Regions from separate parts of the Homo sapiens genome. Here region 1 is linked to region 2. Evidence: read pairs that join two places in POLR2A ChIA-PET (ENCODE). Cell type or tissue: HepG2. All regions are shown on one strand. Links, peaks and the distances in the headings refer to the core of each region. The heading gives the core; the rest is flanking DNA.

Region 1 (17,355 bases), core at 5,197-13,196, 97 kb before region 2:
GTATAGCAGCTTTTAAGGCCTATTACCTGAGGAGACCTTTGCCCAGGTGATTGCTGCAGCTGAGGAAGACACTGAGAAGCCACTGAGACAATTCTGGAAGGATTGCAACACATCTGTGACTTCATCAAGAACCCTGCTTAGACTTGGGGTGATGTCACCATGCGGTATGAATGCCATCTGGAGGAAGACACTCAAAAGGTTGGTCCATGACTTAAAAGTATTTGTCAAGGATGAGGAGGTTTCAAAAATCAATAAAGCTGTGGTTGAGGTGGCAAATAATTTTAACCTGGGTGTGGATGAGGATGACATGGTAGAGCGCCTAGAGGTAATTCTTGAGGAATTGACTAATAAGGAGCTGTTGGAACTGGAACAGGAATACATAGCTGAAGAAGAGGCAAGAGAAAAAAGAAACTGCAGGAGAAGAAAAACCCAGAAGAAAATTCACAGTGAAGGGTTTAGCAGAAGCTGCTGCAGACCTCAACAAACTCCTTAAAACGTTGAAAACACGGACCCCCATACTGAACGGTTTTCATTAATAGAGATATGTTCATGGTGCATTATCTGTTTACAAGCAAATGTATGATTAAAATAAAAGAAAGAAAGAAGCCAAGCAAACCTCCATGGACATTTTTTGAAAGAGTGATAGTGCCTCAAGAAGAGCCTCAGGCAGGTCCTACAGGAGGGATTCCAGAAGAATGTGTTATCATAGGAGATGACAGCTCCATGCGTGTTATTGCCTCTGAAGACCTTCCAGTGGGGCACGATGTGGAAGTGGAAGACAGTGATCTCGATGATCTTGACTAGTGTAGGCCTAGGCTGGTGTGTGTGTGTGTATGTGTGTCTTAGTTTTTAACAAAAAAGTTTAAAATATTGAAAAATATACTTTTTAAAATAGAAAAAGTTGGCCGGGTGCAGTGGCTCATGCCTGTAATCCCAGCACTTTGGGAGGCTGAGGTGGGTGGATCACTTGAGGTCAGGAGTTCGAGACCAGCCTGACCAACATGGAGAAACCCCGTCTCTACTGAAAAAAATACAAAATTAGCTGGGCGTGGTGGCGCATGTCTGTAATCCCAGCTACTCGGGAGGCAGAGACAGGAGAATCGCTTGAACACAGGAGGCGGAGGGTGCGGTGAGCCGTGATCATGCCATTTGCACTCCAGCCTGGGCAACAAGAGCAAAACTCCGTATCAAAAAATAAATAAAATAAAATAGAAAAAGCTTCTGGAATAAGGATATAAAGAAAGGAAATATTTTTGTACAGCTGTACAATGTGTACTTTAAGCTAAGTGTAATAACATTTATTAATGAGCTTATTGACAAAAGAGTAAGTTTAAAAAATTTAAAAGTTTGGCTGGGTGAGGTGGCTCATGCATGTAATTTCAGCACTTTGGGAGGCCAAGGCGGGTGGATCACCTGAGGTCAGGAGTTTGAGACCAGCCCGACCAATATGGTGAAACCCCGTCTCTACTAAAAATACAAAAATTAGCCAGGCCTGGTGGCATGCGCCTGTAATCCCAGCTACTCAGGAGGCTGAGGCAGAAGAATCACTTGAACCCGGGAGGCAGAGGTTGCCGTGAGCCGAGATCACAATACTGCACTCCAACCTGGGCGCCAAAGCAGGACTCCATCTCAAAAAAAAAAAAAAAAAAAAGTTATAAAGTTACTAAGTGAGTGCAAAAGTAATTGTTGAAATTTGCCATTTGATTTTGGAATACATTCTTAAATAAATGTGGTTATGCTATACATCATTTTAATGGTCATTTCTCACTTTATTTTTTTAATGACTCATTACTGCTGTTTATTTTACGTTTATTTTAGACTATGGAAATGATGTTAGACAAAAAGCAAATTCAAGCGATTTTCTTATTCGAGTTAAAAATGGGTCATAAAGCAGTGGAGACACTTCGCAACATCAACAACACACTTGGCCCAGGAACTGCTAATGAACATATAGTACAGTGGTGGTTCAAGAAGTTTTGCAAAGAAGACAAGAGCCTTGAAGATGAGAAGCATAGTGTCTGGCCATCGGAAGTTGACAATGACCAACTGAAAGCTCTCATTGAAGCTGATCCTGTTAAAACTACACAAGAAGTTGCCCAAGAACTCAACCATCGACCATTCTATGGCCGTCTGGCATTTGAAGCAAATTGGAAAGGTGAAAAAGCTCAATAAGTGGGTGCCTCATGACCTTACCAAAAATTAAAAAAATCGTCATTTTGAAGTGTCATCTTCTCTTATTCTATGCAACAACAACGAACCATTTCTTGATCAGATTGTGATGTGTGACAAAAAGTCGATTTTATATGACAACCGGCAACAACCAGCTCTGTGGCTGTACTGAGAAGCAGCTCTAAAGTACTTCCCAAAGCCAACCTTGCACCAAAAAAAGGTCACGGTCACTGTTTGGTGGTCTGCTGCTGGTCTGATCCACTGCAACTTTCTGAATCCCAGTGAAACCATTACATCTGAGAAGTATGCTCAGCAAATCGATGAGATGCACCAAAAACTGCAAGGCCTGCTGTGGCACTGCTCAACAGAAAGGGCCCAGTTATTCTCCATGACAACAACCACACATCGCATAACCAGCGCTTCAAATATTGAGGCCGGGTGCGGTGGCTCACGCCTGTAATCCCAACATTTTGGGAGGCCAAGGTGGACGGATCACTTGAGGTCAGGAGTTCGAGAACAGCCTGGCCAACATGGTGAAACCTGTCTCTACTAAAAATACAAAAATTAGCTGGGTATGGTAGCTGGCGCCTGTAATCCCAGCTACTCGAGAGGCTGAGGCAAGAGAACTGCTTGAACCCGGAAGGTGGAGGTTGCGATGAGCCAAGATTGTGCCACTGCACTCCAGCCTGGGCGACAGAGTGAGACTTCATTTCAAAAAAAAAAAAATGTTGAACGAATTGGGCTATGAAATTTTGCCTCATCCACCATATTCACCTGACCTCTTGCCAACTGACTACCACTTCTTCAAGCATCCCAGCAGTTTTGCAGGGAAAACGAACCAGTAGGATGCAGAAAATGCTTTCCAAGAGTTCGCTGAATCCCGAAGCACAGATTTTTACGCTACAGGAATAAACAAACTTATTTCTTATTGGAAAAAATGTGTTGTTTGTACTGGTTCCTATTTTGATTAATAAATATGTGTTTGAGCCTGGTTATAGTGATTTAAAATTCATGGTGCGAAACCGCAATTACATTTGCACCAAAAGTTGCACTTAGCTAAAATTAATTTATTACTGCAGAAAAAATCTTTTTTGTAAATTTAGTGTAGCCTATATATACAGTGTTCATAAAGCCTACAGTGGTGTACCATAATGTCCCAGGCCTTCACATTCACTCACTACTGACTTACTAACTCATCTAGGGCAACTTCCAGTCCTGTAGGCTCCATTCTGGTAAGTGCCCTGGTACTTACCATGGCATACCGTGGTATACCAGTGTGGCATATCATTTTATCTTTTATGCTGTATTTTTACTGTACCTTTTCTGTGTGTTTAAATACACAAATACTTACCATCATGTTACAGTATTATATATATATCACCTACAGTATTCAGGACAGTAACATGCTGTACAGATCTGTAGGCTAGGAGCAATAGTCTATATGATATAGTCTAGATTTGTAGTAGCAGGTTATACCATCTAGGTTTGTGTAACTACATTCCATGATGTCTGCACAATGACAAAATCGCCCATGACACATTTCTCAGAATGTATCCCCATTGTTAAGCAACACATGACTGTATATAGTGCCTTTATACTCAAAGATAAATAGTTTGTAAGTAAAAGGATATAACAAGATATGCCATGCAAAAGTAACTATAAGAGATGTGTTTGCTGGGTGTGGTGGCTCATGCCTGTAATCCCAGCAATTTGGAAGGCATATTTCTTTTTTTCTTTTCTTTTCTTTTTTTTTTTTTTTTTTGAGATGGAGTCTCGCTCAGTCACCCAGGCTGGAGTGCAGTGATGCGATCTCGGCTCACTGCAAGCTCTGCCTCCTGGGTTCACGCCATTCTTCTGCCTCAGCCTCCTGAGTAGCTGGGACTACAGGTGCCTGCCACCATGCCCAGCTGATTTTTTTGTATTTTTAGTAGAGATGGGGTTTCACTGTGTTAGCCAGGATGGTCTTGATCTCCTGACCTTGTGATCTGCCCACCTTGGCCTCCCAAAGGTGTGAGCCACCACGCCCAGCCTGGAAGGCATATTTCTTCAGCCCAGAAGTTTGAGACCAGCCTGGGCAACATGGCAAAACCCATCTCTACAATAAAAAATACAAAAGTTAGCTAGGCATGGTGGAGGCTGCAGTGAGCTGCGATCGTACCATTCATTCCAGCCTGAGTGACAGAAAGACCCTGACTCCAAAAAAAAAAAAAAGAAAAAAGGAGGCCAGGCACAGGGGCTCATGCCTATAATCCCAACACTTTGGGAGGCCGAGGCAGGCAGATTGCCCAAGGTCAGGAGTTCAAGACCAGCCTGGCCAACATGGTGAAACCTCGTCTCTACTAAAAATATAAAAATTAGCCAGGCAGGTGGCAGGAGCCTGTAATCCCAGCTACTTGAGAGGCTGAGGCACAGGAAATGCTTGAACCCAGGATGCCGGGGTTGCAGTGAGTTGAGATCGTGCTACTGCAATCCAGCCTGGGCAATAGAGCTAAACTCAGTCTCAAAAAAACAAAAAACGGGGATGTGGAGTGGCTATGCTAATATATATATCAGACAAACCAGAATTTAAGACAAAAATTGTTACTAGATACAAAAGACATTTTATAATGATAAAGGGGTCAATCCATCAGGAAGCCATAATAATTGAAAACATACATGCATCTAACAACAGAGCCCCAAAATACATGAAGCAAAAACTGATAGAACTGAAGGGAGAAATAAGCAATTCAACAATATTAGGCAGAGATTTCAATACTCTACTTTTTCTTTTTCTTTTTTTTTTTTTGAGACGGAGTCTTGCTCTGTCCCCCAGGCTGGAGTGCAGTGGCTCAATCTCGGCTCACTGAAAACTCCGCCTCCTGGGTTCACACCATTCTTCTGTCTCAGCCTCCCGAGTAGCTGGGACTACAGGCGCCCACCACCACGCCTGGTTAATTTTTTGTATTTTTAGTAGAGACAGGGTTTCACCGTGTTAGCCAGGATGGTCTCAATCTCTTGACCTCGTGATCCACCCGCCTCGGCCTCTCAAAGTGCTGGGATTACAGGCATGAACCACCGCGCCCAGCCTTTTTTTTTTTTTTGTGATGGAGTCTCACTTTGTCACCCAGGCTGGAATGCAATGGCACAATCTTGGCTCACTGCAACCTCTGCCTTGGGTTCAAGTGATTCTCCTGCCTCAGCCTCCTGAGTAGCCGGGATTACAGGCATGTGCCACCACACTCAGCTAGAATTTTTTTGTATTTTTAGTAGAGATGGAGTTTCACCATGTTGGCCAGGCTGGTCTTGAACTCCTGACCTCAGGCGATCTGCTGGCCTCGGCCTCCCAAAGTGCTGGGATTACAGGTGTGAGTCACCGCACCTGGCCTCAATACCCTACTTTCAATAATGGATAGAACAGATGATCAACAAGGAAACAGACCAAGAAATATTGGAGTACACTGCCCATCTACTTTGTTCCTAGGGACACTATAATCCATTAGCTACTGCCAAGACCTCTGCAAGCCAAGAAATTAGATTGCCTGGTGGTCTCTGCTGCCCTTTACAGTTGATGTATCTAACTTGTCAGGGTCCCTTCATATCCCAAGATCAGAGGGCCCACCTCAATGGTGCATTTCCTGCAGCCTTACTTGGCCTACAAAGGACAGCAACCAGAGAACTTCTCAAAGATACACCTGCTCCCTTCAATGCCCTAGCAAAAGGAGTGCCTTCTGGGTCCTCTCATAAAATAGAGTTGATAGAGTACACATGATAAACGCAGTCTATCATGCTAAGCCTTTGGATTCTCTCTTCCTTGTGATTACCAGGAAAGATCTGGCATCTCATTTCACTAACCACTTAATAGTGGTAGGCCACCATGAAGTCCAAATTCCAGTCAACCAGCCAAGTAGTCTCTTACAGCCAAATTCAGGTACACAAGCTAACACATTACATCTGGAGTCTCTAGCACATGCACCCACATCAATGAATTTGGCCTTATCTAGTATCACATTCTCCCCTCACTGGTCTAACATCCTTAGCACCCATCTTCCCATACACCCTAGTTTTCTGCTAACGTATCAACAATGTCCTGCAATTATTTTAGTGTGTAAGCTGGGTCATTTTCTCCTGGGTCTCAGTGTGTATCTGTCCCCCTGAAACATGGTGAGATTTTTTTTGTTTTTGTTTTTGTTTTTTTTCAAGATAGAGTCTCATTCTGTTGCCCAGGCTGGAGTGCAATGGCACAATCTCGGCTCTTGGCAACCTCCGCCTCCCGGGTTCAAGCGACTTTCCTGCCTCAGCCTCCTGAGTAGCTGGGATTACAGGTGTGCACCATCATGCCCGGCTAATTTTTGTGTTTTTAGTAGCAACAGGGTTTCACCATGTTGGACAGGCTGGTCTTGAACTCCTGACCTTAGGTGATCCACCCGCCTTGGTCTCCCACAGTGCTGAGATTACAGGTGTGAGCCACTGTGCCTGGCCCATGATGAGATTTGACCCTATTAAAGACCTACTGGCAACAGATAGGTTGTGGTGGATTTTGAGGGTATGAGCATCCACTTTCAAGGCATTTGCCCAGGTGAGGTTATCACAGCCTTTTCAGACAGGAAAGTGAGTCTCTTCAGACTGTGGACATCAGGCTACTTCCACTCACAAGGGAGACTCTGAATGACATAGGAGTTCAATATTGTTGGCTTCATCTGGGTCCAACCAGATTCACCATTCCAAATTTCTGGATCCTATTATTTCCCAATTAGTGCCCTAGTTTTTGCATGACAAATTTGATGAGACTGCAAATTCAACTCATTACTTTTCAGCAAACCACACAATTAAATTATGTGTTTGACTTTCAGCAATATCAGCCCTGGGTCTACACAAGTCAGAGATTGTTTTAGGCTTGTCATGGAAGCATTCTGATTCTCAGACTGTGACTTGAGCTGAGAGTGAATAGACCTGAGCTTGCCATTTTCTCTTTGTAATAACTCGACTGTACTGAAAAGAATCCATCGCACACCACAGTCCTTGCTCCTTGGTCATTACTGCTGTCACTGTAGTCAAGAATAGCAGCCATTTGGGTTCCCAAGGCATGTGCTTCAGTAGGCACTTCACCACCATCACGTGACAGCGTCACTAGCTGGAATGCTACTGCAGGCCATGGGTTGCTGGCATCCCACTTCCCAAGGCAAGGAGCTCAGCAGGGAGCTCAAGCCCAGGGTGTGATTAAATAAATCCCCAAATCCATCTCCACAGGTCTGTCTCCTGGGATCACTCCCAGTGCCACTTATTATATCAGTTAAGGTTCAATCAAAAGGCAGAAGCCACAATGGGAGTTTAACATAAGGAATTATTGATAGGGGATTGGAATGATAGGGAATTGGTTAATGAGAGCTAAAGACAATTCTAAAGAATACAGAGAGCCTGGGCAATATAGTAAGACCTCATCTCTACAAAAAATAAAGATAAATTTTAAGCCGGGCGCAGTGGCTCATGCCTGTAATCCCAGAACTTTGGGAGGCCTAGGTGGGCGGATCACGAGGTCAGGAGATCGAGACCATCCTGGCTAACACAGTGAAACCCCGTCTCTACTAAAAATACAAAAAAATTTAGCCGGGCGTGTTGGTGGGCGCCTGTAGTCCCAGCTACTCGGGAGGCTGAAGCAGGAGAATCTCTTAAACCCAGAAGGCGGAGCTTGCAGTGAGCTGAGATCGCGCCACTGCACTCCAGCCTGGGCCACAGAGTGAGACTCCATCTCCAAAAAATAAATAAATAAATAAATAAATAAATAAATAAATAAATTTTAAAATTAGCCAGGCATGGTGGTGCAAACCTGTGGTCCCAGCTACTGAGGAGGCTGAGGCTGAAGGATCTTTCTTTTTTTTTTTTTTTGAGATGGAGTCTCGCTCTGTTGCCCAGGCTGGAGTGCAGTGGCGTGATCTCAGCTCAGCTCACTACAACCTCTGCCTCCCGGGTTCAAGCAATTCTCCTGCCTCAGCCTCCGGAGTAGCTGGGACTACAGGCACCTGCCACCATGCACAGCTAATTTTTGTATTGTTAGTAGAGACGGGGTTTCACCACGTTGGCCAGGCTGGTCTCGATCTCCTGATCTTGTGATCCGCCTGTCTCGGCCTCCCAAAGTGCTGGGATTATAGGCATGAGCCACTGCGCCCAGCTGAAGGATCTCTTGAGCCCAGGAGTTTGAGGCTGCAGTGAGCTGTGATTGCACCACTGTACTCCAGCCTGGGCAACAGAGTGCTGTCTCAATAAAAAGAAAAAAAAAAAAAGAATGCAGAAATACAGAGGTGGCAGATATAAAGATCAGCTACTATCCCCGGGGCTGAGATACAGTATCCAATGAAGAATCTTCTCCCACAAGGGCTGAGATCCAGATGTCATTTGAAAGGCATGGCAGAGAAGCCACTGACATGCCTCACCAAATGAGACCTCCTAGAAATCTGCCCTCTGGGGTATCAGGTGAAGCTGCTATTCCACCAAGCACTGTTGGAACCAAGAACTGTAGGAAACTCACTCTGCAGGAGCCCATTGCTGGAAAGAGCTTTGCCAGTGCAAGGATCAAGCACTGTAGAGAGTCAGGCTATTAGAGGAGTCAAGCACGAGAGCATGCAGACTCAGCGAGAGCCCAGTGCCTGAGGAAGCTCTACCCATACAGGAACCAAGTGGCAGAGAAAGCCATGCTTTCTACCTGTTAGATAAAGTGCGCTTGGTGAGAGCACAGTGCTGGAGAAAGCTAGACTGCTACAGAAGCCAAGTACTGGAGAAGCGTGCTCTGCCAGAGTTCAGTGCTAGAGAAAGCCAATAAAGGTCAGGACCAGTGGTGGGTGTGCAAAAACTATCCAAGTGCCAGGAGCCACTCACAGCAAAGGCGGCATGTGGTATGGGATTTGTGGTGTCCATATTGGGGGAGGGAACGTGGTAAAGTGTTGCAAACTGGGGTCTTTGAGCCTCCCAAGGACTTTTCACTCTGGACATGCATCTAGGGCAGAGAACCACTGGGATCTGCCCCTGAAAAACTGCAGCAAGAGCAAGAAAAATGAAACCTCAACAGGACCAGAACCAGGAAGAGCTTCCCCTTCTTCTTGCAATGTCCCACCAGCGCCCTCTACTGACAAAGCATAACATCATGTTCTTTGCAAGGAGAAATGTATTAGAAGTCCAGCCCGTTATCTTAGAGCAGGTACTGGAGGGTGACATTTAGAGCTGAGACAACTGATTGAAAACTGACATAGTGCCAGAATCCCCACATAGGCTCTCTGACTCATAGACTGAAGGTCAATATGACAGGAAGGCCTAAGTGAAAGCCCCTGGAACTTCCCCTCCCTACAGAGAAAAGAAGCCAGTAGAAATACCACATTCCTGAGGGAAGCACAGAGATTAATGCCACCATCAAAAAATTAAAAGAAGCAAGGGTGATGACACCTATCACATGCTCATTTAACCCACCAGTGTGGCCTGTGCAGAAGTCAGATGGATCTCGGAGAATGACTGTGGACTATCATAAACTTTATCAGATGGTGACTCCAATTGTAGCTGCTGTTCCCAGATACAGTATCTTTCTTGGAGCAAATTAGTATTTGTAAGGCTGCTAGTTTGTTTGTTTTTTCCCTTTTTTTTTTTTTTTTTTTTTTTTTTGAGACGGAGTCTCACTCTGTCACCAGGCTGGAGTGCATTGGTGCCATCTGGGCTCACTGCAACCCCTGCCCCCTGGGTTCAAGCAGTTCTCCTGCCTCAGCCTCCCGAGTAGCTGGGACTACAGGTGCGCACCACCACGCCCAGCTAATTTTGGTATTTTTAGTAGAGACGGAGTTTCACCATGTTGGCCAGGATGGTCTTGATCTCTTGACCTTGTGATCCGCCTGCCTCGGCCTCCCAAAGTGCTGGGATTATAGGCATGAGCCACCACGCCCGGACTTTTTTTTTTTTTTTTTTTTTTTTTTTTGAGGCAGAGTCTCGCTTTGTCGCCAAAGCTGGAGTGCAATGGTGCGATCTCAGCTCACTGCAACCTCTGCCTCCCGGGTTTAAGAGATTCTCCTGCCAAGCAGCATCCCAAGTAGCTGGGATTACAGGCATGTGCCACAATGCCTGGCTATTCTTTGTATTTTTAGTAGAGATGAGGTTTCACCATATTGGCCAGGCTGGTCTCCAACTCCTGACCTCAAGTGATCCACCCACCTCAGCCTCCCAAAATCCTGGAATTACAGGCATGACCCACAGTGCCCGGTCTATGCTGCTAGTTTTGAGCAGGGACTGGAGCGAGAGAAGGCTCTGCAGCAAGTCCAGGCTGCATTACATCACATGCTGGTCTACTGTGTGGTGCTTGAGATCCAGCAGATCCGGTAACGCTCAGTGTCCATGGCAAACATGGCAAACACCAATAGAAGAATCCACTCCTTCACACCAACTTTTTTTTTTTGTTTTTTGAGTCAGGGTCTCACTCTGTCACCGAGACTGGAGTGCAGTGGCATGATCACAGCTCACTGCAGCCTCAACCTCCCAGGCCCAAGTGACCCTCCTACCTCAGCCTCCCAAGTAGCTGGGACTACAGGCATGTGCCACTACGCCTAGCTAACTTTTTCATTTTTAGTAGAGACAAGGTCTCACTATGTTGCCCAGGCTGGTCTCAAACTCCTGGTCTCAAGTGATCCTCCTGCCTCAGCCTCCCAAAGTGCTGGGATTACTGGCATGAGTCACGGCACCCAGCCCAACACCAACTCTTGCTACATTGTCTTCCTCTCCCTCCATTAGTGTCTATGACCTCCTGGAGTATCTCTCATTCTACAGAAGAGTCTGCAAAATCTGCTGTCATGGCCTCGCAGTGGCCGGAATTTTGACTAGTATGTTTGATTGTTTGCTATGTCTGGAATGAGAAATAGCCAGAAGTACAGACCTATACTAACGCATGGGCAGTTGCTCATGATTTGGCTGGATGGCCAGGGATTTGGAAAGAACAGGATTGGTGACAAGGAAGTTTGAGCTCTTGTAACTTTTTTTAAAAAACAGACTTCAATCAATTTTACTTCAGTTAAAACCATTTTGGCCAGGTGCAGTGGCTCACGCCTGTAATCCCAGCACTTTGGGAAGCTGAGGAGGGTGGATCACAAGGTCAGGAGAATGGCTGGGCGCGGTGGCTCATGCCTGTAATCCCAGCACTTTGGGAGGCTGAGGCGAGCGGATCACGAGGTCAGGAGATCGAGACCATCCTGGCTGACACGGTGATACCCTGTCTGTACTAAAAATACAAAAAATTAGCTGGGAGCGGTGGCGGGCGCCAGTGGTCCCAGCTACTCGGGAGGCTGAGGCAGGAGAATGGCATGAACCCGGGAAGTGGAGGTTGCAGTGAGCTGAGATCGCACCACTGCACTCCAGCCTGGGTGACAGAGCGAGACTCTGTTTTAAAAAATAAATAAATAACATTTCATCCAGGGACTGGCTTGATCTTCCCTCCTCTGGTTTCTGAGTCCCTTAGATGGGCTGTAACTTTTCTTTAATTATTCCTTATTTTATTTACAATTAGCAGTCAGAATAGTATGTTAGGTTCTATCAAACAGAGGCAAGTGGCGTAAGGCAAGTTTCCTCTTGAGTGGCCAGTGTGCTCTTTAGCTAGGTATACCATAACAAGGTACCACAGATTGGGTGGCTTCAACAACAGAAATTTATTTTCTCATAGTTCTGGAGACTGGAAGTCCAAGACCAAGGTGTCGGCAGAGTTGGTTTCTTCTGAGGCCTCTCTCATTGTCTTGTAAATGGCCTTGTTCTCCTTGTGTCTCTACATGGTCTTCACTTTGTATATGTCTGTGTCTAAATTTCCTCTTAAGTGTACCAGTCGTATTGAATTAGAGCCCACCCTAACAACTTCACTGTAACTCAATTACTGTAACCTGCACGGACCTTGGGAGACTGAACAAAGGGGGGTGAACACGGGAATAAAAGACAAAGACAGAAGAGTATATTTGGAAGAAGGGGTCAGGGGGCACCTTGTCTCTGGTGGACAAGGGCCCTGAGCTTTTTTTTTTTTTTTTTTTTTTTTGAGATGGAGTCTCGCATTTGGCCCAGGCTGGAGTGCAGTGGCATGATCTCGGCTCACTGCAAGCTCCGCCTCCCAGGTTCATGCCATTCTCCTGCCTCAGCCTCCCGAGTGGCTGGGACTACAGGTGCCCACCACCACGCCTGGCTAATTTTTTGTATCTTTAGTAGAGATGGGGTTTCACCATGTTAGCCAGGATGGTCTTGATCTCCTGACCTCGTGATCTGCCCGCCTCAATCTCCCAAAGTGCTGGGATTACAGGTGTGAGCCACCATGCCCGGCCAAGGGCCCTGAGCTTTACACAGCCCTCTGTATTTATTGGTAAAAGAGATAACGAGAAAGGGGGACTGGTTGTCGGGTAATTGTCAGTCAGCTGTTTGGTTCACAGCAGGCTTGTGAGACTGTATCCTTCGAACAATAGGCGCTAGATTTCCCAGTAGATAACTTCAAGGAGCCCGGAGCCAGGGAGTGATGGCCCTCAGCAAACCTTTTGGCAGCAGGCGCAGTGTGAGTTTGCTTACATCCTGCATTCATAATAAACAGTTTGCTGTTTGATCATGTAGCCTCCAGTGGAATGCTGAGTTGGTCACAATCCCTGTGGCCTTTTCGGCTCCCAACAAATTACCTCTTTAAAACCCTCTCCAAATACAGTCACATTCTGAGGTATCAGGACCTCTTCATATGAATTGGGGTGAGGGGGCAGGATATACATTCAGTCTACAACACCCAGTATTGAACAAATTTGCAGACCACTATCTGACTATTAAGGCATGAATAGGAAGCCTTACCTACAGGGCTTTTCAAGTGCAGGCAGGCATCTTTCCTCAAGTCAGTCTACCTGTGCAGCTCCCTTCTAAGTGCTCAAGGGTGAGCAGATTAGGTCAGTTCTTCCAGGGCTGTATGTTTATATGTGGTTTCTGGCAGGGGTGGGAGAGATGAGGGAGACCATTAATTAAGGTCTTTGATATGGTTTGGCTGTGTCCCCCCACCCAAATCTCATCGTGAATTATAGTCCCCATTGTAATCTCCACGTGTCATGGGAGGAACCCAGTGAGAGGTAATTGAATCATAGGGGGCAGTTACCTCCATGCTGTTCTTGTGACAGTGAGTGAGTTCTCATGAGATCTGGTAGTTTTATAAGGGACTTTTCCAACTTTGCTCAGCACTTCTTATTATTCCCACCATGTGAACAAGGACATGTTTGCTTCCCCTTCCGCCATGACTGTAAGTTTCCTGGGACCTCTCCAGCCATGCTGAACCGTGAGTCAATTAAACCTCTTTCCTTTCTAAATTACCCAGTCTCGGGTATGTCTTTAGCAAGGTGAGACCAGACTAATACATCTTTCTTCTTCGTCAGTTCTGGACCATGTTTACCCATCCATAGTCACAGGTAGTACTAGACCTTGACAGCCTTCCCCTTGTAAAACTTGGAATTTGATGGCTGGGTGCAGTGGCTTACGCCTGTAATCCCAGCACTTTGGGAGGCTGTGGCAGGTGGATCACTTGAGGTCAGGAGTTTGAGACCAGTCGGGCCAACATGGTGAAATCCTGTCTCTATTAAAAATAAAAAAATTAGCCATGCATGGTGGCATGTGCCTGTAATCCCAGCTACTCGAGAGGCTGAGACAGGAGAATTGCTTGAACCTGGGAGGCAGAGGTTGCAATGAGTGGAGATGATGCCACTGCACTCCAGCCTGAGCGACAGAGCAAGACTCTGTCTCAAAAAAAAAAAAAAAAAAAAACAACTTGGAATTTGACGGTGTAGAACAGAACCTAAGTTCTTAGGCAACAGGTTCACTCTCAAGGGGAAAAACAGAGGAAGAAACAGATATATAGACATACCATTTCTCCTTCCTAATAACTCCATTCCTTCCTAAGTAAGTCAGGAGGTGGGGGAAGGTCAGTAATGTTACACCTGTAGATCTCTACCTGCATAAAAGTAAACATCAGGAGTGGGGAAAATGTGTTCTCTCCACCAGCATAATGCAAGACAGCTGACAGAGTCCTCTCCTGGAGGGATTCCCAAGTTATCTCCAGCTGAGCTCTTTCATGAAACAAATAATATTTGTTTCCTATTGCTGCATAACAAATTACTACGCATTTAGCAGCTTAAAGCCACAACCAATTATTATCTCACAGTTCCCTAAGTCCCACTGTATGGGTGTGACTGGGTTCTTAGCTCAGTCTCAAAAGGGCAAAGTCTAGGTGTTGGCTGAGCTGGGCTCTTATCCAGATGCTTTGAAGAAGAATCCACTTTCGAGCTCGTTTAGGTTGTTAGCCAAAGTCAGCTCCTTGCTGGATGTTGGGTAGTGGCAGCTCTCTGGAGGCCTCCGCATTCCTCAGCACATGGCTGCCTCCTTCTTCAAGTCAGCAATGGCTTAAATGCCCCTCATAACTTCCTGTTCTGCTACCAGCCAGAGAAGAGCTTGCTTTTAAATGGCTACCTGACTAGGTGATAATCTCGGTATCCTAATATCAACTGACTTGGAATTTTAATTACATCTGCCAAATCCTTTCACAGCAGCACCTAAATTAGTGCTTGACTGAATAACCAGGGGACAGGAATCTTGAGGGGAGCATCTATTAGAATCCTGTCTGTCACACCAGGGAATCCCACTCTTTGCCCCAGACCCTGCGAGAAGACAGTTCCTCTCTGCCACAGGTTTGTTAGGTCCTAATCTAGCCCAATAGACAAGTGTGGTACACATTCTGTCCTCTAGAGAGGCCACAGTCAGCTCTTCGGCTCATTCATAAATTCTTAGCAACTTTGTATGAACTAGGAAAGAGGTGCCCTTTCCTTAAAACAATGTACTGTTATCTGTTGGAAATCTGTTGCACTAACTATACAAACCTCTTGTTTACCTGGTAGTGAATGGCACCCACCTCCAGGAGTTGTGAGTGGCCTTGATCTCAGTAGATCCTGTGGACTCAAATACACCCTGTGCTTTGCAACCACTTGCCCACCCTGGCTATTGTCATAGAGACATTTTTTTCCCAGAATCTTTCTGACATTCTTCATTGATTTATCTGTTAACGATTTGGGGAAAGTTTGAAATAAAATGGCTATAACTTCCTGAAAATGCTATAATGCATTATTAATACCCAGAAAAAAAATTTTGCCACTGGTCTGATATAATCTATTTGGGGGTTTTTTTTGTTTGTTTGTTTGTTTGAGACGGAGTCTCGCTCTGTCACCCAGGCTGGAGTGCAGTGGCGTGATCTTGGCTCACTGCAACCTCCGCCTCCTGGGTTCAAGCAATTCTTGCCTCAGCCTCCTGAGTAGCTAGGACTACAGGTGACTGCCACCAATCCCTGCTAATTTTTTGTATTTTTTTTAGTAGAGACAGGGTATCGCCATGTTGGCCAGGGTGGTCTCAAACTCCTGACCTCAAGTGACCCACCCACCTTGGCCTCCCAAAGTGCTGGGATTACAGGCATGGGCCACTGCGCCTGGCCTAATCTGTTTGTTTATACTCATAAGCAAATATCCAAAATCCTCCAAGGAGCAAACCCTGAAGTAACTGGAATATTAAGGCAATAATGGCAGCCACTAACGTTACTCAGTGCCTCTATCTATCTATCTACCTACCTACCTAGCTACCTACCATCTATCTCTGATCTATATGTGTATACTATATACACATACACTCACGTAATCTCATTTAATCATCACATTCCTTTTGGGTAGGGATTATTATGCCTACTTACAAATAAGAAAACTGAGGCTTTGTAATGTTATATTATTTACCCAAGGTCACAGATAAGAAGAAGCTGAGTCAGGATTCAAACCTCTGTCATCCATTTCAAAGCCCATGCTCCTAACCACTTTGGTGGAGATTAGCTGAGTGCCTGTGCCCTGAATTGAGACCTCGGGCTGTTCAGTGGTGAAGCCAGTGGCCCAACCTGGGACAGGAAAGAAGCCAAGCCTGGAATGTCCTGGTTCTATTCATGAAAATAGCCTGAAGGGAAAAGTGTGGTAGGGAATTGTTTGTAGCTAAGATAGCCAGTAGGACTTGGAGAGAAGTCCATAGAGGAGGAAAAATTGTAGGGCCCTGCATTGTTCACCATTATGTCTCCAGTGGCTGGCACCTTGTTGGGACTCAGTTAGCATGTGCCAGTCAACTGACTGGCCACCTGATCAGCCAGACAGCATGCCTGGGAAAGCTCCTCTCTGCACTCTGCCTCTCTGATGTCTGTTCCTGCTACCACCCCCTGCCCTCTTCAATAAACTAACTCATTTGAATCATGTCCTATGCTGCAGGCCCAGTGCTAAGTGCTTTATCTGCATCTTCTTATTTAAAGTCCTCACGGCTGGGCTCAGTGGCTCACGCCTGTAATCCCAGCACTTGGGGAGGCTGAGGTGAGTGGATCACCTGAGGTCAGGAGTTTGAGACCAGCCTGGCCAACATGGTGAAACCCCATCTCTACTAAAGATACAAAAATTAGCTGGGCGTGGTGGTGGGCGCCTGTAATCCCAGCTACTCGGGAGGCTGAGGCAGGAGAATCACTTGAACCTAGAGATTGCAGTGAGGCAAGAGGCTCTATTGCACTACAGCCTGGGCAACAAGAGCAAAACTCCGCCTCAAAAAAAAATTATTATCACCTTTGTCTTTGTACCACTACCCCAATATCCTTGAAAATATCCTTACTTTCTGGAATGAACAGGATGCTATAGACCCATCCTGATTTTTCTTGTCTCAAGAAATGTAATCAGCTACCCTCCAAGAACTCCTGGTTATTTTAATGGTAAACACTATTAGGCACCAACAACTGGGCATTAAGGATATACATAAGTGTCAGTAGGGTGGCAAAGTTTCACTCAGTGACGAGAGTTGAAAAAAAATTTTTTAAAGAGATGGAGTCGGCCGGGCGCGGTGGCTCATGCCTGTAATCCCAGCATTTTGGGAGGCTGAGGCAGGTGGATCACGAGGTCAGGAGTTCAAGACCAGCCTGGCCAACATAGTGAAACCCTGTCTCTACCAAAAAAATACAAAAATTAGCCAGGTGTGGTGGCACGCACCTGTAGTCCCAGCTACCCAGGAAGCTGAGGCAGGAGAATCGCTTGAACCTGGTAGGCAGGGGATGCAGTGAGTCAAGACAGCACCATTGCACTCCAGCCTGGGTGACAGAGCAAGACTCTGTCTCAAAAAACAAAAAAAAAAATACAAAGA
Region 2 (12,326 bases), core at 377-8,376:
GGCACTCTGCATGGCTGCAGGATGGCATAATAGACATCCTTACGTCCCCTCTGACTTTTGCAGAGGGCCATTTCTGTAAATATATCGAAGCCTTCATGAATTTTTTCCAAGGGCCTCTTTTAAATCTTTGGAATTCAAATCATTCTCTTTCAAAATACCTTTGCAGTTGGTTTGCATTATACCAATTGCATCGGACATTCAGATTCTGACCAGAAAAAGAACTGATGGGCAGAGACAGACACCAGAATAGTTAGCGTGTTAAGCAGCGCGAGAGGCTGGTGAGTGAGGATCTATTTTCTAAGTGGTCAGTCCACTGCTGAACACTCTCTTTTTTTTTGGAGATAGAGTCTCGCTCTGTCACCCAGGCTGGAGTGCAATGGCACGAACTCAGCTCACTGCAACCTCCGCCTCCCGGGTTCAAGCAATTCTCCTGCCTCCCGATTAGCTGGGATTACAGGCACCGACCACCATGCCTGGCCAATTTTTTGTATTTTAGTAGAGACGGGGTTTCGCCATGTTGTCCAGGCTGGTCTTGAAACTACTAACCTCAGGTGATCCACCTGCCTCAGCCTCCCAAAATGCTGGGATTACAGGCATGAGCTACCACGTCTGGCTGGTCACTATTACTTTATTTTTTGAGATGGAGTCTCACTCTGTCGCCCACGCTGGAGTGCAGTGGCGCAATCTGGGCTCACTGCAAGCTCCGCCTCCCGGGTTCATGCCATTCTCCTGCCTCAGCCTCCCGAGTAGCTGGGACTACAGGCGCCCACCACCACGCCCGGCTGATTTTTTGTATTTTTAGTAGAGATGGGGTTTCACTGTGTTAGCCAGGATGGTCTCGATCTCCTGACCTCATGATCCACCCGCCTCGGCCTCCCAAAGTGCTGGGATTACAGGCGTGAGCCACTGCACCCAGCCACTAGTCACTATTAAAGAATTTGCCTCAATCATGGCACCAAGGGAGAAGGCCAGAGCCATGCGCTAGCAGGCAGGCCCAGGTGATAGAGAGCCCCAGCTGGAACAGGAAGGTGTGAGCAGGATGGGTCCAGCCCACTGCACCACAAATGCTGGGCCATACATGGAGGTGGGGAGGAGGCTTCTCAGATGGTGGCAGGGAGATACTCACAGGTCAAACACCAGGAACATGAAGCTAGAAGACTCGTAGGAATCGATGAGGGTGACTAGGGAGAGAGGAAGAGAGGCAGAGAGACAGAGATGGAAAGGAGTGGATGCACATTAACGGGGCTTGGCCACCCTGGGACAGCAGCGGGCTGTTACTGGGAAGAAAGGAGAACCAGAGGAGGCAGTGGGCGCCCAACGGATGGCCACTCTTTAGTGGAATGAAGGGAGGAGAGGTGTGGAGGCAATGTTGGCGGAAGTGGGCTATGGGCAGGGCCAGCAGGAGGTGGGGGGTCGTCTGCTAACAGGAGCAAGGAAGACAGCCTCACTGATGTGGGGGTGGCCGGCGACCTGGCGAAGGATGTGTGTCTCTCGCCGTGTGGCTTCCCGCACCTCCTCCAGCTGCTCAGGACTCAGCCGCTCAGCTGTCACTTCCATAATCTTCACCGCAAACTCGTGGCCAGTAGCTCGATGAACACAACGGCGGACCACAGAGCTCACTCCTCTGCAAGAGCCGGAAAATAGCACAAGTCAGGGCCTCTGTGCTCACATTTCCGCACAGGCTGGGGCCTCAGCATCCTCATGCCCGCTGTGCCAGACTCTGAAGACCCATCTGGATCACAGGGCAACAAGCTTAGGAGCTCACCCTGGCTTCACAGCAGCCTCAGAAACCTGAGTACCCAGCAAGGCACAACACAAAGCTCACAGGGAAGGCAGGTAGGGCCTGGGTTCAAATCCAGGCTCTGCCACTTCCTCCATGGGAAAGCCTAGGCAAGTCCTTCCCACACTGAGCCTCAGCACCTGTTCCTTGCAGGAAGGGGAAAGAAAGATCTAAGTCTCCCTCTATATTCCACTTACACTTGCCTGATTACCCCATCCAAATCCCAAAGTTCCCTCAAGTGTAGGAAGCTCCAAATAAGTAGGAAGCCATTGACTAGAAGACCAAAGCTGAAAATTAGATCTTAGTGCAGACCCCAGATTTGCTACCAATTAACCTAAGTGGTCCCCTGACATAAGGTTCTTGGACTTCAGCTGTGAAATGCAGCCAACAGCATCCTGAAGGGATGTTGAAGGGCATTCATGAGGCACACACAAAGTCCTAGACAAGGATTTCCTTGCTCAGGCTATCACCAACTCCATATGACCCTACACATTCCTCAGACTAAGGAGCAAATCCCTCCAGGATCCAGCCTCAAATCCTGTTTCTTATCCTGGTTCCCTGGCTGCCCTTCGCAGAGCCTTACTGTTATGCTCTCTGGGGCCTCCTTGGCCTCACATAACTCACTTGGGAATTCGGCCACCCACATCTAGTTAAATCAAGGGATGTAAACTATTGATCCACAGGCCAAACACAGCCCTCAGATGTGTTACGTTTTGGCCGGTGCAATTTTTTTTTTATTTTTTTACACAAATCTGAATTCATACATCATAGGTGGGGCAAAACCCTCCACCTTCCACAACACTTCCTACTCTCTTACTCTTGGCCACTTCACAGTTTCAATTTCCTGCGCAACCACTAAGGGCATCTGAGTTTGAGGCCATGTTTTAATTATGACCCAGCTTTAATGAGCCTCTTTGAGAATCTGATGAAAGCTGGAGACATCTACCACACGCATACATTTTTGCGATTTTAAAGACCCCCCCCTGAACTCCTACTCATACCTCAAGACCCAGCCCAAAGGTGACTCCTCCTGAGAAGGTGTGCTTTTCTGGAATCCCATAGCACTTGATACAGACCTCTACCTATCTAGCCTGATGCCTTTTTAACGTTCACGTGCCAATTTCAGTCACTTCGGGTGGAGTACCTCCAGGGCATACGCATCTTTTCTGCCCTCCCCGTGTTGAGCTTTGTGTTGAAGGCATAAATGAATGAATCCGTGAAAAAATGGGGTTGACCCAAGGTAAGAGTCTAGTCACTAGGTGTTCTCCACTGATCACTGATTCTTCCCATTTAGAACTATTCAGTCAACCAGGCGCGGTGGCTCACGCCTGTAATCCCAGCACTTTGGGAGGCTGAGGCGGGCAGATCACGAGATCAGGAGTTCAAGACCAGCGTGGCCAATATGGTGAAACGCCCGCCTCTACTAAAAATATAAATTAGCCGGCGTGGTGGCGCGCGCCTGTAATCCCAGCTACTCGGGAGGCTGAGGCAGGAGAATCACTTGAACCCAGGAGGCAGAGGTTGTAGTGAGCCGAGATCGCGCCACTGCATTCCGGCCTGGGCGACAGAGCGAGACTCCGTCTCAAAAACAAACAAACAAACAAACAAAACCAACTATCCAGTCTTCTCCTGAGAAAACCTGAACTTGAAAGACACACACACACACACAGACACACACACCACCACCACCAGCACCACCAGCACCAGCACCACCACCACCGAAAGACACACACACACACACACACCACCACCAGCACCACCACCAGCACCACCACCAGCACCACCACCACCAGCACCACCACCAGCACCAGCACCACCACCACCAGCACCAGCACCACCAGCAGCAGCAGCAGCAGCAGCACCACCACCACCACCACCACCACCACCACCACCACCACCACCACCACCACCACCACCACCACCACCACCACCACCACCACCACCACCACCCGCGAACTCTCCAGCCTTCAAACGGAAGCGGGAATGCTGGGGCTCGACCTCTTTGGACCTCCGTTTCCCTGGCCGCGGCCTTACCTGCCGATGACGTCCTTAGGGTCGTACTTCTGGTAAAACTCTTTGGCGGCGGCCCAGTCGGGCAGCTCATCCTCCGGCCCCACGTCCAGCGTCATCCTGAAGGAGGCGGGGGCCTGCGCGGAGGAGGAGGGCAGTGAGGGCAGGGAGGCCCACAGGCTCTGAGACGACCCGCATGGCGGCTCCCGGGGGCGCAGCCCTTGCAGCTGGGGCGCCAGGGTCCTGGGGGGTGGGGGGGGGTGGGGGAAGGACCCGGACTGGGGAGACCCCGCAGAAGAGCCTGGGGGCGGGAGGATGGCAGGGCAGGGAGGGGAGTGGGGAGATGTGCCCAGGAGGCAGGGGGAAGGGGCGCAAGGGCAGGCGGCTGTTGCCGCGCAGGCGCATTCGGGCGGGCGCAGGAAGGGGACGGGGGTCTAGCGCAGGCTCACCTGAGGGGGCAGGCAGAGGAGCCAGGGTCGACGCGAGCTGCGCTGTCGCCGGGTTTGCCTGCAGTCGCTCACCTTAACCCCCGGCGGCGGGCGACAACCCAAGGCTCCGCCTCCATCCTGCCCGCCAATGGTCAGCGCCGCCCGAAGACTGAGGCTCAGAAGCCCTTCCAATTGGAAACCGGCCGCCCAATTGGGGCTGGGGCGTGAGTCGGCGCTCGGCTGGACCTAAGGCTGCAACGCGACGCCGGGGCGCGGCTTCAGACGCGGCCAATCACCGAGTGGCATCTGCGGGACAGCAGAGGGCGGAGCTTGTTGTCACGTGGGCTTGGAGGCCTGGAATGGGACCCGGAAGTTGGGTTTACTGGGAAACGTGATCTCTGGGTGGCGGGGAAGCAGGACCTTCCCGCGCCTCTAGTTCCCAGACTTGAGCAGGGTTCCCTCGGTCTCCTCCAAGCATCCCTAACTGAATTCAGCATTTTCTCTTTTTTCAGACAGGGTCTCGCTCTGTAGCCCACGCTGAGGCTGCAGTGTAGTGGCGCGATCATAGCTCACTGCAGCCTTGAACTTCGGGGCTCAAGCGATCCTCCCGCCTCAGCCTCCCAAAATGCTGGGATTACAGGCTTGAGCCACAACGCCCAGCAAGCTCTTTTCAATATTAGCAGCCTGGCCCAAAGCGCCTGTCCTGAGTACACTCCAGCCCTTAAAACATTTGGACACACGCAGCTTGGACTCCAGCTTGGCCTCTTAGTTCGGACTTAAAATGCCAGAGGAAGCCTTTTCTGTGTCCGCTTCAACTCCTCCTAAATACATCCAAAGCCCTAGCGTTTACTATCTGGGATTTACACACTTTCTCAATCTTCCACCCTCTCCCAAAAGCCTTGTATCACACTCTGTTCTAAACCCACCAGGTTGTTAGATTCTGCCAGGAGTGACTCAGTGCATAGCTCAAACCTGGCATTCACTAACAAATTTTTATGACCGTCTAAGACCTAGGAACTAGACTGAGAGCAATGAAACAACACACACACCCCTACCCTGTGGAGGTTATGTTCCAGCCAAAGAGGAAAAGAATTAACTTATCTCCCTACAGCTATCTTAGAAATGACACTTTGGGATTACAATTATGAGGGAAGAAAAATGAATTCAGGTAACTTTTTATAGAGTACTATGACTCTATACCATCAATCTAAAGGCAAAATTGCAAAAAATCTTGAACTTTACTTAGATTTGTTGTTTGGTAATATAACAGGATAATAATTCTGAAGCTGAGTAATCAATATATTGATGTGACTGGAAGCCAAGGTTCTTAACTGTGGGAATCTGGAATCTGGAATCTGGAATGGGGAAAGTGGAGAAAGAACCCTATGATTGACTGGAATTTTTAAAAAGATTTTTAAAAGATGTAAAGTAGATAACATTAACTATTTACTGGCTCTTACCTCTGCTTTCAGAATGCCCTAAGCAGTAACTTCCCAGTAGAACGCCTAGTGTCTAGATGCTGATTTCTCAATAACAGTACCCAATAAAAGGAACTAAGTCTTTTCAGGAGAAATGGCCAATTTCTAGGCTTCAGCAGGGAAAGTACAAGGTGAGTCTGGAGTGATTTGTGCCAGACATTACTAATGAGCGGGGCTTATCACAAGGACACAGGAACCAGATTGAAAGGGTTTCCATAGGTCAATATCGGGGATAAAAATAATAATGAAGAGCATGAGGGAACTTGCTGATGTGCTGCAAATGTTATATTCCTATAGGTGGTGAGTGACTGACTACACAGGTTTATTTACGTTAAAACATTCGTCGGCTAGGCACGGTTAACTCACGCGTGTAATACCAGCACTTTGGGAGGCTGAGGTGGGTGGATCACAAGGTCAGGTCGAGACCAGCCTGACCAAATGGTGAAATCCCATTTCTACTAAAAATACAAAAATTAGCCGGGCGTGGTGGCACACGCCTGTAATCCTAGCTACTCAGGAGGCTGAGGCAGGAGAATCACTTGAACCCAGAAGGCAGAGGTTGCAGTGAGATCACACCACTGCACTTCAGCCTGGGTGACAGAGCGAGACTCCATCTCAAAAAAAAATAATAATAATCAAGCTGCACACTTAAGATCTATGCGTTGGGCCGGGCGCGGTGGATCACACCTGTAATCCCAGCACTTTGGGAGGCCGAGGCGGGTGGACCACGAGGTCAAGAGATCGAGACCATCCTGGCCAACATGGTGAAACCCCGTCTATACTAAAAATACGAAAATTAGCAGGGCATGGTGGCTTAAAACCTAGATGACAGGTTGATGGGTGAAGCAAACCACCATGGCACATGTATACCTACGTAGCGAACCTGCATGTTCTGCTTGTATCCCAGAACTTAAGAGTTAAAAAAAAAAAAAAAAACAAAGAACAGGCCAGGTGCAGTGGCTCATGCCTGTAATCCCAGCACTTTGGGAGGCCGAGGTGGGCGGATCACGAGGTCAGGAGATCAAGACCATCCTGGCTAACACGGTGAAATCCCGTCTACTAAAAATACAAAAAATTAGCCGGGCATGGTGGCGGGCGCCTGTAGTCCCAACTACTTGGGAGGCTGAGACAGGAGAATGGTGTGAACCCAGGAGGCAGAGCTTGCAGTGAGCAGAGATTGTGCCACTGCACTCCAGCCTGGGCAACAGAGCGAGACTCCTTCTCAAAACAAACAAACAAAAAAACAAAAACACTTTCTAAAATGTGTTACCCTTTTTTCCTGATTTAGAAATTGCAGAGGGAATACAATAAAATCTTATCTATAGAGCAGTAGTTCTCAAACTATGTGTACTACAATTAATTGGGAAACTGAGAAATCCTGATGCCAAGGCTGTACCTCACACCGATTAAGTCAGAATGTAGTCTGGATAAAGCCCAGGCCTAACTACTTTTTAAAGCTTCCAGGTGGTTCCACTGTGAAGCTATGTTGAGAACACTGCCCTGTATATTTATCTTCTACCCACTGTTTCAATTCTAACTTCTGAGACCACCAATCTATTCTCTTCCTTCTTCCTGGAGCATTTGGGAACACTGAGGACAGCCATCATGTGCCTCTCCTTCCCCTCTAGTCTCTTCAGTGTGCAACATCTCCAGTTCCTTTAGGTGCTCTTCTGGACTCTGAATTATGGTAAGGTGCTTGCCAGGACAGACGTACTCCAAAAGGCATGACTCATAATAACCCCAAACTGCAAACATCCCAAAGTCCACCAACAGTAAATGGACAAATTGTGATACATTCATATGACTGAATACTACACAGCAATGAAAACTACACCTATTCCAAATATTGACGAATCTCACAATGTTAACATGAAAAGAATACATGATTCCATTTATATAAAGTTCAAATGCAGACAAAATTAAATGACACTGCTAGAAGTCAGAATGGTGGTTACCTGTGGGAAGAAAGGAAGTAGCAGTGATTGGGAGGAGTATAAAGGAGGCTTTGAAGTGTTGACAGTGTTCCAATTTCTTTACTGAATGTGGTTATTCACGTTTGCTTTGTGTTAATGAACTGTATACTTGTTTTGGGTATTTTCCTATATGTATGATATACTTCATAATTTTAAAAAAAATTTGAAATATTATGAGGTCCAAGATAAAAGATATGAAAATCCATTTTAATCACTCAAATCTCCATGTACAGGATGGTTGTTGCTGTTACCCAACTCTTTCACTCCTCTCTCAGCTCTGGAACCAAACTGTCTGGGTTCAGTCTCAGCTCTACCATTTAGTAGCTGAGGACCTTGTGCAAATCTGTTTGTTTCTTCAAGTATAAAACGAGAACACTGTCATTTTAGAACATTTCTTCCAGTTTTCACTCAGATAGTTGGTACCTATCATATGTGATATATTCATATGATGGATATGATAGTACAGACATCTACTGAGTGACTGAAAACTGGAGGAAGTTAAGAAATATAAAGTGCTTAGAACACAGCCTGGAATATAGTAAGTAATAAATAGTAGCAGCTGCTACTACTCTTGGCCTCAGAGTCTCTGTGGACGTACAAGGGAGAAGCTGGGGTCTTTCCAAGAAGGGAAACTTCCAGAAGAAGAAAATAAAAATTGTTTCCTTCTCTTGGAGCTCCTGGATGAGGTGGATGCTGGCTTCTGCTATCAGTCAGATGTCCAGTCTGGCTCTCACCAAGGGCCCAAGGGAAAGCAGGAGGAGAACAATTAGACAGGAGTATTTCACCACTAAAAAAGGCTTTTATTACAAAATGAATTCTAATAAAACCAGGCCTGGTCTTCAACCCCTCCCGCTGGGTAGAGGCCCTAGGGTGGGCTAGGGTAGGGGAGATGGGGGTGGGGGGCCCTGAAAGAACAGAGCAGGCTGCCCTCCTCTCATCAGTCTCAGCTGCTGCCCTCCTTTTATAAAGGGCTAGAAGAGCTCTTCCAAAGCCCCTTGAGAGAGTCCCCATCCTTCCAACCAGGATCCTTCCAACCACTGCTGTCACAGGACCTTAGCAATGCCGCATTGCAGGATCCAGGAGGTCTCGGCTGGCTCTCAGCAGAGGCCATCCAGGGTCACTCAGCCTGAGCGATGGCGTAGGAGAGCAACCACAGCAGCAGGGGACCCAGAATGAGGACAGCAAGCCAGACAGCAAAGCTGGCCAGGATGAGTTTCCGGGCCCGGGCCCCCCAGCGCACTGCCTCCTCGGACCGGCCTGCTTTATGCCGCTCTTCCGCCTGTGGGGGCAGGTTCTTGGTTAGGTTCTCCCCCTGCTTCTGCCCCAAGGTGCCCATTTCCCCACTCCGCTCCCCCTTCCCTGTCACGGATCAAAATCTCACATCCAAACCCTCTACCTCCCTTTCCAGTTTCTGATTCTAACCTCTCATCTGCAAAATAAGGTACCCATCTCTGGGCCCTGCCTACTTCTCAGGGTGGCCATAGCTCACAAGATCGCCTATGGGAAAGTACTTTCCAATTCTGTTATTCCCCATTCTTTCCAACTATCCAAGATTGATTCAGAATTTGTAACTATTGGCAAGAAACAGTGAGGCTAGAGTAACTTCACTCATGCCCAAACACCACCTCATTCTCATAGCCCAATGGGCCTCATCTTTTCCATCTTTTTTTTTTCTTTTTTTGAGACAGTTTCACTCCTGTCACCCAGGCTGGAGTGCAGTGGTGCAATCTCACTGCAACCTCCTCCTCCCAGGTTCAAGCAATTCTCGTGTCTCAGCCTCCCAAATAGATGGGATAACAGGTACGTGCCACCACGCCCAGCTAATTTTGTATTTTTAGTAGAGACGGGGTTTCACCATGTTGGTCAGGCTGGTCTCGAACTCCTGACCTCAAGTGATCTGCCCACCTCGGCCTCCCAAAGTGCTGGGATTACAGGCGTGAGCCACTGCGCCCAGCCTCTTTGTTATCATTAAGGGCCCTTTTTAGGATTTTGCCCTAATGGAACCCAGGAGTTCTTACAGTTTCTGACTGTTAAAATATGTCTAGGGTTGAGAAGATTCCAGCATGAAGTTTAAGTTAGCCTGTGTAGCCTTTCCTAAAGGACATGTGCTGTTTTTTTTTGTTTTTTTTTTTTTTTGAGACAGAGTCTTGCTTTGTCACCAGGCTGGAGTGCAGTGGCATGATCTCAGCTCAATGCAACCTCCGACTCCGTGGTTCAAGCAATGATCCTGCCTCAGCCTCCCCAGTAGCTGGGATTACAGGCACGCACCATCACGCCCAGCTAATTTTTGTATTTTTAGTAGAGACGGGGTTTTACCATGTTGGCCTAGATGGTCTCGATCTCCTAACCTCGTGATCTGCCCACCTCGGCCTCCCAAAGTGCTGGGATTACAGGCCTAAGTCACCACGCCCGGCGGACATGTGCTGTTTCTAATAGGCTTTTTGAAATGGTGAAGCCCTCTCAAAAACCCAAGTGTCTTTCAGACTCCTAGAGATTGCGCTCATCACCGTTCAGCGGCCTCCAGCCTTGCCCCCTCCAATTCACCCTCGATGTAGGCCTTGAGAGTGGATCTTCCTAAAACTCAAATCTGACCATGTCACTTTCCCCTGCAGGAGCCATTCAATGCCTCCCCAGTACTTTCAAGATAAAGTCAAAACTCTTAAGCACAGAACTGGAGGCCCTTGGGAATCTGGGTCCTCTAGCTTCATCTCTCACTATTCCTCACTGGTCCAGTCATGCTCCACAGGCCTTTGTACACACTGCTCCTTTTATCTGGAATGCCCTTCCACACTTACTCACTCACCCTTTAAGATTAATCCTGTCACCTCTCCTAGGATGCCTTTCCAGTCACCTATTCTACCATATACACATATATAATTACATACATAGATCTTCCCTGGCTCCCACACTGTCCTGTGCTTCCTGTATTACGGTACTGATGAACTGCATTCTATTAATTACCCATTTTCACTGTCACCTCTTTCATTAGATTATGGGTCCTCTGACGACAAGGAACCCTGTCTTATTCTTATTTCTGGCACTAGGCCCAGAGCACTGATAGGTATTCAGTGACTGGTCAATGTAGATAGATCAGATACATGAAACCATTGCCTTATACCCACCCCCATTCCCATGGGAATTGCACTCCTCACCTTGATGGCAAACACCAGAGCCATGACTCCCAGGCAAGAGCAGCCACAGATAATGCTAGTAGCTGCCAAGCAGCGGAGGCGGAGCCAGCAGCAGCGGATGGGGGATGGAGGATGAGCAGCTTCCGTGTTGCCCAAGATCTCCACTGCCTTCTCCTCGTCCTCCATCACCTGTGGGCGATAGTCAAGGTACTTGTGAGCCCAACAACAGAGCCCTTGGCCTTGCTTGCTCAGACTCCACCCCTCTCAGAGCATTCTGTTCTCATGGCCTAGCCTGGCACTCAGGAATGTTGCCTTACTGGGGAATTCCTCTAGTGACTCACAGAGCAGGAGAGGAAATGTGTGGCTGGAATCCTTTTACCTAAGCTTGAGGTTCTGAGTCTTTGAAAGCAAGCCAGTGTAGACAAGGCATTATCTGTATTATTTAGTGTTTCAACAAGTGGGAAGAAGCCAAATGACAGGTGCACACCGAGAAGGAGGAAAAATACAAACTCTTGAAAGCTGCTATGAATCTGTTATTTTAATCTGTATTTCAAAGGACTCTACAATTCCCCCAAATTCCCAAGAGGCTGCCCCCTGAGTATTATAGATGTCAGAGAGCAGGACCCTAGGTACTGCAACCCGTTTCAAGCAAAGCAGCCATTTTACATGAAAACAGTTATGGGAATGGAGAAAGGTAAGGAAAATGTACCCAAGTAAGCCCTTTATTACCACTAAAACCAAACATCAGAAAGACTTTACTTCCCTAAGTCAGGGCTTCCTCTGCTATGCTGCCTCCCTGCCACCTCCTCTCTCCAATTTAACCCAGGCCACATAACACAATCAGACTAGTACACTGAGTCTAAATGACCTCATTACCACACAGAAACCTGCAAAATGATGCCCTACTTAATCATTTCTTGTCTCCCTACTTCTCAGGTCCTCTAGGCCCTGGCATCAAACCACCTTTCTACCCTTATCTCCAACCATTCCCCTACAACCCAGACAAAATGAAACCACCTTGGCTCCCTGAACCCAAGTAACGAAGGATAGGAAAGGTGAAAGGGGCGAGACAAGTAGAGAGCAAAGAATGATGTGTGCCAAGAAGCTGCAGGGAAGTAGATACAAAGAAATAACTCAGATGAGGTAAGCACAGAGTCAACAGGAGGACACAAGGAGGGCCCAGGGAGTGAACAGAGAATGTAAAAATGAACAGGGCTCTTACCTGGCTATAGGCCTTGAAGGACTCTGAGTTTCGGCTCCTGCCTCAGCTTTGGTTTGGCTTGGGTGGTGATGGAGCTGACTCAGGGCTCCAAGCCAAGCCCAGGGGTGGGGTTGAGTGGCCAGCCACCACGTGAAGAGCCCAGGGAGCTGGGAAGGGGTGTGGCTGACTCAAACCAGTTTGGCTAGATGAAGAGCAGGGGAGGGCCCAAGGGATGGAGCAACTGGAGCTAGGACGCCTGCCCTCTGGAAAAAGTTGTGAAAGGAAGCACCTGAGCAAGAGGGATAAAAGGGAAAGGTCTGAGGCA

The links. Peaks named below come from ENCODE experiments on the same cell type or tissue, not always from the same donor. Only the 100,000 strongest peaks of a DNase experiment are listed, where the experiment ranks them.
Region 1: POLR2A ChIA-PET joins it to region 2 with 13 read pairs; 7 of 35 experiments call an interaction of 5 or more read pairs at or near these places.

Annotation. Positions count from the first base shown.
Region 1 is chr16:30,836,786-30,854,140 of GRCh38, reverse strand. It overlaps a transcript of BCL7C not described here. Among named protein-coding and RNA genes, the nearest start is that of MIR4519, 30 kb to the left of the region's middle. RefSeq lists enhancers at 9,291-9,390, 9,431-9,520. In HepG2, for the core only: a CTCF peak has its summit at 9,259 (motif pointing left); a DNase peak (open chromatin) is centred at 9,270; H3K4me3 peaks cover 692 bases.
Region 2 is chr16:30,740,404-30,752,729 of GRCh38, reverse strand. TMEM265 (transmembrane protein 265) reads right to left here and starts at 12,088. Exons shown (of 3, transcript NM_001256829.2): 1 at 12,023-12,088; 2 at 10,822-10,989; 3 at 7,534-8,948. The coding sequence starts at 10,986. The coding sequence ends at 8,787. PHKG2 (phosphorylase kinase catalytic subunit gamma 2) reads right to left here and starts at 4,305. Exons shown (of 10, transcript NM_000294.3): 1 at 4,240-4,305; 2 at 3,815-3,927; 3 at 1,449-1,624; 4 at 1,127-1,181. The coding sequence starts at 3,909. It overlaps SRCAP (Snf2 related CREBBP activator protein), which reads right to left. Exons shown (of 34, transcript NM_006662.3): 34 at 11,321-12,326. RefSeq lists silencers at 4,079-4,218, 4,259-4,558 and an enhancer at 10,601-11,800. In HepG2, for the core only: no CTCF peak of the experiment used is centred there; DNase peaks (open chromatin) are centred at 4,469 and 7,439; H3K4me3 peaks cover 1,391 bases.